2 separate regions of the Homo sapiens genome follow, and region 1 is linked to region 2. Evidence: read pairs that join two places in POLR2A ChIA-PET (ENCODE). Cell type or tissue: B cell. All regions are shown on one strand. Links, peaks and the distances in the headings refer to the core of each region. The heading gives the core; the rest is flanking DNA. Region 1 has its middle 16 kb from the start of LINC02422. Region 2 overlaps RESF1 (retroelement silencing factor 1).

The links. ChIA-PET counts read pairs that join two places held together with the same protein. Peaks named below come from ENCODE experiments on the same cell type or tissue, not always from the same donor. Only the 100,000 strongest peaks of a DNase experiment are listed, where the experiment ranks them.
Region 1: POLR2A ChIA-PET joins it to region 2 with 7 read pairs; 8 of 35 experiments call an interaction of 5 or more read pairs at or near these places.

What each region holds. Positions count from the first base shown.
Region 1 is chr12:31,868,946-31,873,342 of GRCh38, reverse strand. No RefSeq gene overlaps it. Among named protein-coding and RNA genes, the nearest start is that of LINC02422, 16 kb to the left of the region's middle. In B cell, for the core only: no CTCF peak of the experiment used is centred there; no DNase peak of the experiment used is centred there; H3K27ac peaks cover 2,223 bases.
Region 2 is chr12:31,978,761-31,983,157 of GRCh38, reverse strand. It overlaps RESF1 (retroelement silencing factor 1), which reads right to left. Exons shown (of 6, transcript NM_018169.4): 4 at 1-2,280. The coding sequence starts at 2,202. Among named protein-coding and RNA genes, the nearest start is that of RESF1, 22 kb to the right of the region's middle. In B cell, for the core only: no CTCF peak of the experiment used is centred there; no DNase peak of the experiment used is centred there; H3K4me3 peaks cover 243 bases; H3K27ac peaks cover 1,787 bases.

The DNA of each region.
Region 1 (4,397 bases), core at 103-4,102, 110 kb after region 2:
GGGGCGGTAGGAAAGGAGTCCAGCCGCTGGGCGGCCTGACTCCAGGGGAAGATCACCTTCCCATTCCATCCACCCACCGTCTGGCTCTCCATCCATCCCTCTGAAAGCCACCTCCACCACTCAATAAAACCTCGCATTCATCCTTTGAGTCCGTGTGTGACCTGATTTTTCCAGGACGCTGAACAAGAGCTCGGGATACAGCAAGCTATCATGTTGGCCCTCTGCCCTTGTGAAAAGGCAAAAGGTCCATTAAGCTGGTTAACATTCAAGCTGTCTTCGGGCGGCCAAGCTGAAAGCTTTGTAACGCTGGGGCTGCAGGCATCCACTCCTAGACACTACAGCCGGGCCAGACCCCAGAGCGCTCACCCCAGCCTCTGCACCTGCCTGTCTGCATGCTCTCTGTCTCACAAGGGGATTAAGCAGTGAGGCAACTGAACAGGTGAGCTACACTTCTGTTGCACGTCCTGCAAGGGGAATCAGGGAAGTATCCCATTTCCCTTCCTTTCACTGTCTTTATCTCAAAATAATCAATATGCCAAAGTGGCATGTTTGGAGTGGCATGTTTTGCTACTCTTCAGTTCACTTGAAGAATTCATTTGTGGGACTTAACCTTTAAGTTGCTTTTTTGTTTCCTTTTTTTCCTTCATTAAATGTCTCAGGAACAGTATAAAATATGATTTTCCTTCTCTCAACCTCCCAGCCCCATAACCTCCCATAGTCTAGCCTTTACATTCACCACCCTACTGAGATTCATCAGTTGAGCCTCACAGTGGCATTCTAATGAACAAATCCCATGGCTTTCTCAATTGCTCACAAATCCTCTTACGGCATTTGAGAGTATTGATCACTCCATACTTGACATATTATCTCTTCCTGGTTTTTCTGATATTCAAAGCCCTGGTTCTCACCTATCTGACCCTTCTGCTTCTCCTTCTGGGATATATGTATATATATTTTTAGATTAACTTTTTGAAGGCCAGGCATGGTGTCTCATGCCTGTAATCCCACCACTTTCAAAGGCCAAGGCAGGCAGATCACTTTGAGCTCAGGAGTTCCAAGACCAGCCTGTGCAACATGGTGAAGCCCTGTCTCTACAAAAAATACAAATATTAGCTGAGTGTCGTGGCGCACACGTATAGTCCCAGCTACTTGGGAGGCTATTGATATAGGAGTTAAAAAGAAATGATTTAGGCAGATAGTGAGGGTAAGAAAGTCCTCAGTAAGGTTTTCCTTTTAATGAAAAGCAGTCCCCAAGTCATTTCTTTTTGAAAAAGTCAGCCTGTAAAATTGAGCTGCAGACATAGATAAGCAAGCTGGAACCTTGCATGGGTGAATGCCGGCAGCTGTGACAATAGGAAAAGGTTACCTGGGGGCTAGGCATGTTCAACATGGCAGCTCCATCTTCCCTTTTCTTTGTCAACCACATGTCCAGTAAGGAACAGGCAACATGGCTCTGGCCAGGTAGAAAACCCATTTGCATAATAAAAGATTAAGGTGGGGTGGCCAGCTTCTTCGTGAGCTATGTAAACGTCACACCTGGTCTAACCAATCTTTGGGCCCTATGTAAATCAGACACTGCCTCCTCAAGCCAGTCTATAAAACCCGTGCACCTCACCATGGAACTGGAAGACCCACTCGGGCACCCCTCTCTCTGCAGGAGAGGGAGCTATTCTCTTTTCTCTTTCTTTTGCCTATTAAGCCTCTGCTCTTACTCATCTCTTGTGTGTCCGTGTCTTCGATTTCCTTGGTATGAGACAATGAACCTTGGGTATTTTCCCAGGCAAATGACACCACTTCACTGTGGTGGGAGGATCGCGGGAACCCGGGAAGTGGAGGTGGCAGTGAGCTGAAAATCATTATTTTCTATCTTCTTGGCTAGCTCTTCTTGTTTCTCTTGCCCTACCCTCCCATCTTCATTTCATCAGCCCCAGAGACTAAAAGAATTGGAAATAGACCCAGCCAAGTGGGCGCTGGGGGTGAAAGGGTGCTCAGTAAAGTTTTTGGTCTCTGGCAACAAGTGCGCCTCAGTGTACGTGGAATGATATGAGACCCACTGCAAAGACCTAGCATTGGTCGGGCCTGGTGGCTCACACCTGTAATCCCAGCACTTTGGGAGGCCGAGGCGGGAGGATCACTTGAGGTCAGAAGTTTGAGACCAGCCTGGCCAACATGGTGAAACCCTGTCTCTACTAAAAATACAAAAGTTATCTGGGTGTGGTAGTGCATGCCTATAATTCCAGTTACTCGGGAGGCTGAGGCAGAACCACTTGATCCCGGGAGGAGGAGGTTGCAGTGAGCCGAGATCGCACCACTGCACTCCAGCCTGGGCAACACAATGAGACTTTGTCTCAAAAAAAAAAAAAAAAAAAATGGCCAGGCGCGGTGGCTCACGCCTGTAATCCCAGCACTTTGGGAGGCGGAGGCGGGCAGATCACGAGGTCAGGAGATCGAGACCTTCCTGGCCAACACAGTGAAACCCCGTCTCTACTAAAAACACACAAAAAAATTAGCGGGGTGTGGTGGTGGGTGCCTGTAGTCCCAGTTACTTGGGAGGCTGAGGCAAGAGAATGGCGTGAACCCAGAAGGCAGAGCTTGCAGTGAGCCGAGATCACGCCACTGCCCTCCAGCCTGGGCAACAGAGCGAGACTCCGTCTCAAAAAAATAAATAAATAAAAATAAAATAGGCCAGGCGCAGTGGCTCACACCTGTAATCCCAGCACTTTGGGAGGCCGAGGCGGGCGGATCACGAGGTCAGGAGATCGAGACCATCCTGGCTAACACGGTGAAACCCCGTCTCTACTAAAAATACAAAAAATTAGCCAGGTGTGGTGGCGGGCACCTGTAGTCCCAGCTACTCAGGAGGCTGAGGCAGGAGAATGGCAAGAACCCGGGAGGCGGAGCTTGAAGTGAGCTGACATTGCGCCACTGGACTCCAGCCTGGGCGACAGATCAAGACTCCCTCTCAAAAAAAAATAATAAATAAAATAAAAGACCTAGCATTAAGAGCTCTCTTCAACAGACATACTGGTATGCAAGCAAAATTCTCCCAGAGATAGGAGTATCTAAGACAGGGCTAAGAAATGGGACAGTAGAAGGAATGGTCAATACTGCACAGTCTGTGTTCTGGAGAGGCTTGACAGTCTTATGGGAAGGAGAAGCTGAACAATGAAATTAGAGACTGTGATATTATGAAATATATATTTGGCCTTTGTCCTGTTTCCTGGCATAAGAACTCCTACAATCTGTGAAATCTGCAAAGTGAGAAATGTCTTTTTGTATGCTAATAAATTGACTTACGGCTGGCAGCCTCTAGGCTTCAGGATGGGGGCTGGTCACCTGAAAGACTAAGGTAGGATTTGCTGGTTCGAACTTTTAGCCCTACTCCTCAACCTCCTGGGAGGGGACAGGGGCTGAAGGTTAAGTTGATCACCAGTAGCCAATGGTTTAATCAATCATGCTTATGTAACAAAGACTCCATAAAAACCCCAAAAATCAGTGTTCAGAGGTTTTTCGGATGACTGAACACATGGAGATTCTTGGAGGGTGGTGTATTCAGAGAGGGCCTGGAAGCTCCATGCCCCTTCCCTCACCCCATGCCCTATGCATCTCTTCATCTGGTGTTCATCATTATTCTTCGTAATATCCTTTATAATAAACCAGTAAAGGTTAGTTAAGTGTTTTTCTGAGTTCTGTGAGCTGCTGTAGCAAATCCATCAAACCCAAGGAGGGGTTTTTGGGAAACCCGATGTATAGCTTGGTCAGTCAGAAGCACAGGTAAAACAACCTGGAGCTTGCAATTGGCATCTGAATGGAAAACAGGGCAGTCTCGGGAATTGAGTCCTCAACCTGTGGAATCTGATGCTATCTCCAGGTGGATAGTGTCAGAACTGAGCTGATTTAGAAGACACCCAACTGGTCAGGATTGATTGATTAGTTGCTGGTGAGAAGAAACCCCTACACATTTTGGTGATCAGAGGTCACAGGAGTCTTCTACGTTGATTGTTAGTGAGAGACTAGGAGAAACTCCTTTTTTTTTTTCTTTCCTATATTCTCAGAGATCCTAACCTGAGAGGAGAAATTTAAGTGCTGGAACACAAGGATTGCTACCAGCTGCTCCTGGGCAAATGGCCAAATTAACGTGCCAGGGATCTGACTGTGACCTTGCCTGTGTGTGTGTGTGTGTGTGTGTGTGTGTGTCCAAACTACTGGGGTTCCTAAGAGATAGCCACCTAGAAAACAAAAGCAAAGCAAGCAAAACCATAAATAATCAGTCTGGTCTGGTGGCTGGAGGGGACTAATGGGCAGTGATGTAAGAAACCCATAATTACTGAATCATAGCTATATTTATAGTTGTATCTTCTCAAATGCTAAAGATTTTACTTAACGTATTAATTAAA
Region 2 (4,397 bases), core at 68-4,067:
CTGTGAGGGATTACTTATTTTATTCTGAGAATTTGAATTTCCCACAACTGAACAAGGACTCTTAACGTGGATGTTAGCAGGCTTTGAAATTCCAACTGCTGTTGTGTTTGTTCTGAGTTTATCACACTCCTTTTCTTTTGCAGTATCTGAAGGTTGCTTTTTCCACAGGGAAAGACAGGTTGCTAGCACTTCCATGGAACAGCTACTGTCACTTTTAGCAGGCATTCCTTTTGTTGAGGATTCTTGTCCACTGCAAAAGGAGTTGTCCAAAACCCTGCCACTTACATTAGAAGTACTTGGAGTTTCCATGTTCTTCAAATTCAGTTGGTTACCAGTCATTTGGGTATTTGGATTCATTTCACAACTGTCTGGTTTAGAATCCTGAATAGTTTGATTAGCATCTTTTAATACTGTCTTCTGAGTCTTACGTGCCTGTGAAAGCAAAGCGAGAAGTAGCATATTTTCATTTTGAATTTTTGATTTATATTCCTCAGTGGACATGGACTTGGGAACAGAAATTGTTTCACAAACTGCTGGTGAATTTTGCTCAACTTTGGTAACATTTTCTGATGAAAGCTGAGTATTCAATACTGCCTGGGTCATCTCAACAGCTGATGTCTTTGAAGTGAGAACTTTCACATCATGAGATGAGTCTGGCATTGGCCGCTTTTCAGAATAGACAGGATTTGGTAAAACAGAATCAACTTGGTTAAACCTTCTGCAATTGACTTCCTGAATGTCAGAATTCAACATACATTGAGTCTTATTTGTTTCTGCAGATTCCACTACTGTTGGTGTTTGTCTCTCTGCATTCTCTGGCATTACTGGAGTTATCTGGGGTCCAGACTGGATTTTGGCAGTTTGTTTTAGAGACAATTTAGAATTCTGAGCTGGTTCACTATAAGAAGTATTAGTCATTTTAATACAACCTGCTGCCATCAAAAGATCTTTATTGATTTTAATTTTCCTTGCAAGTTCTGAAAACTTCTGTTTTATCTCTACTAATGTTTTAATATCCCTTACTAGCTTTTCTTTTGCAACACTTGTGTCCAGTACTTGATTTGAAGTTGGATTGCAAGAATCCATTATTTTCTCTTCATTAGTTTGAGCAAGAGTCTGAACACCATCCACAGAAGATCTAATGGGACTGTTAAAAGGCTGTTTGCTGTTGGTATTTACTTTCAAGTTAGTGAAATTTCCAATTGTGCTGACATTTTCATTAGGGTTTTGCCACTGCTGTTGAAAGCTGGTCCTTATTTCAGATGACAGCATTTCTCGACTCTGAGGAACTTCCATAGACAAGTGTTTAGTAATATGCTGAGTACTTTGCAAAGGCTGGCTTCCATATCTACAGTTGTAAGGAGGAGGAGGAGGTCTTTTGTCAGTTTGCGTGGCATACTGCTGTGATGGTACAGCTGAGGTCTGCCTTGATGGTAAAGTTAATACAGAATTTAGAAGCTGACTATTTTTAACTTGCAATGATGTATGTGGTATAAAGTTTTGTTTTTGAATGGTAGAATCTGGTAAAAAGCTTTGTGGTGAGTAACGGTATAGCTTTGGAGGTGGTCTGTAATCTGGGTAAGTCAGTCCCTTAGATATACACTGTTGTGTCCAATCAACCTGTTGCTCTGAAAAAGACTGGTTAAGTCCCTGATTTCCTTGGTAAGCTACAGGAAGTCGTGTAGAATTAGAAGGGATCATCTGCATTTGCATAGAATAGGTATCTGATGTTATCAGTTGACTCTGTAGTGCCGGCATATTGGGTACGTTAGCTCCAAAATCAGTTTGATGAGATACAGTTGCCCCTATATGAGAATGCACAGGATTCCTCATTGGTGAGTTCAACCATACGTTTTGGGTAACTCCTGAAGACATCTGCAAATTGTGAGTTAGTTGTTTGGGTCCATTAACATTTGCATATGTTATTCTTTCTACTGAAGTGTGTGAGGCCACAACTGTCCCATTATGCATATCAGAAACAGAAATTTGTTGAGGATAATTTTGGATATTCAGCAGTGGCTGTGAAATTGGATTTGAATTACCGGGATACATGCATGCTTCTTGGTTACTTCCAGGATAGCTGAAAGAACTCTGAGATGTTGTGGTAATTTGGTTTATTAAAGACTGGTGCAAAAAAGGTGGCTGGCTTTTAGGATACAGTGGTGGTAATGTAGCACTCTTTGGTTTTTCATTCCAATTCATTGTCGGTTTGATATAGTAGCAGTGTATTACAAGTCAGTTATAAGTCAGTTACAAGTCAGTTGTCTGAATGTCAGGAATCTGTAAGAAATAAAGATATTTTATTAAAATGCTGTTTTGCCTAGATAGAATATCTAAGAAAATTAGTAGCTGACTGTCCATCCTAATTACTGAATCTTCAGAGCAGCCTCATCTTTAATTTGGGAAGAAGAGGAGCAATAGAGGATACAACAATAAATAAGGCAAGTGTCAATGAAATTTCTAACGTGTTTAACAGAAATTCATTCCACACAATGACAGCTAGCTTTTTGTTACATTTAAATGCCAATCACCTTCTGTTTTTACTTATTTTTAACAGACTTTCTTCTAAGTAATCCATGCTAACTGCATTTTTTAAAAAAGCTAACATGACAATAAAAATGAGAATTTAAAAAAAAAGGGAAGTTCAAACATATGGTTAAAAACATTCTCATTGTTCATTCGCAAAGTCTAAACTCCCCAGGGCTATTCAAGGTTACCTTAATGAACTCAGTAAATTTCTGGCATAAGGCCGGGTGCGGTGGCTCATGCCTGTAATCCTAGCACTTTGGGAGGCAGAGGCAGGTGGATCACCTGAGGCCAAGAGTTTGAGACCAGCCTGGCTAACATGCCAAACCCCATCTTTACTAAAAATACAAAAATTAGCGGGGTGTGGTGGTGCACACCTGTAATCCCAGCTACTCAGGAGGCTGATGCACAAGAATCACTTGAACCTGGGAGGTGGAGGATACAGTAAGCCAAGATCACACCACTGCACTCTAGTCTGGGTGACAGAGTGAAGACTCTGTTTCAAAAAAAAAAAAAAAAAAAAGGAAAAGAAAATTTCTGGCATAAGCAAACACTAATTCATAAATATCTTTTGTTATTCATAATGAACTCTGTATGCACATACCTGAGTCTATGCTACTAAGGTGACTTAAAGTGGGGGCCCCTAGATACCATCAGGATACAGCTGGTGGTCACCAGGAAAACCAAGTATTAGACGGTTGGAACTTTTAGTTCTAACCACTGACCTCCATAAAGTGGTGGGGGGAGCTGGAGATTGGACTCTATAAAAAGTCTTGGCTGGGTGTGGTGGCTCATGCCTGTAATCCCAGCAGTCTGTGAGGCTGAGGCAGGAAGATCTCTTGAGCCCAGGAGTTCAAGACCAGCCTGGGAAACATAGTGAAACCCTGTCTCTACTGAAAATTAAAAAAAAAAAAAAATTACCCCGTCATGGTGGTGCATGCCCGTAGTCCCAGCCACCTACTCAGAAAACAGAAGGCAGTGTAGGGAGGATCATCTGAGCCTGGGGGTTGAGGCTGCAGTGAGCCATGGTGGCACCACTCCACTCCAGCCTGGGTGACAGAGTAAGGCTGTTTTTTTTAAAAAACAAAACTCTTGAACATTGAGATGTGATGAGCCGAGCTTCTGGGCTGGTGAACAGAACACACTGAAGTGCTGGGAAGGTAGTGACCTCAGAGAAAGCATACCTTGTTTGCTTTATAGCCAGTTGGTCAGAAGTACAAACCTGGACTTGTGACTAGCTTCAAGTGGGGGCAGTCTTGTAGGACTGAGCCCTTTAACTTGTGGGTTCTGATGGTAACATCAGGTAGACAGTGTCAGAACTGAATCAAATCACAAGCCACCCAGTTGGTATGTGGAGAGAATTGGTCAGTTGGGAAAAAATTCCCACACATCTGGTGTCAGAAGTACTGTGGGGCCAGGTGCAGTGGCTCACGCCTGTAATCCCAGCATTTTGGGAGGCCAAGGTGGGCGGATCATGAGGTCAGGAGATCGAGACCATCCTGGCTAACACAGTGAAACCCCGTCTCTACTAAAAATACAAAAAATTAGCCAGGTGTGGTGGCAGGTGCCTGTAGTCCCAGCTACTCAGAAGGCTGAGGCAGGAGAATGGTGAGAACCCGGTAGGCGGAGCTTGCAGTGAGCCCAGATGGCGCCACTGCACTCCAGCCTGGGTGACAGAGCTAGACTCCGTTTCAAAAAAAAAAAAAAAAATCATGAGATCATTTCAAAAATCTAAGATAAGAATTTCTGACAAAATCAAATACTGCCGGGCACAGTGCCTCACACCTGTAATCCTGTAATCGCAGCACTTTGGGAGGCTGAGGCAGGGGTATCACGAGGTCAGGAGATGGAGACCATCCTGGCCAACACGG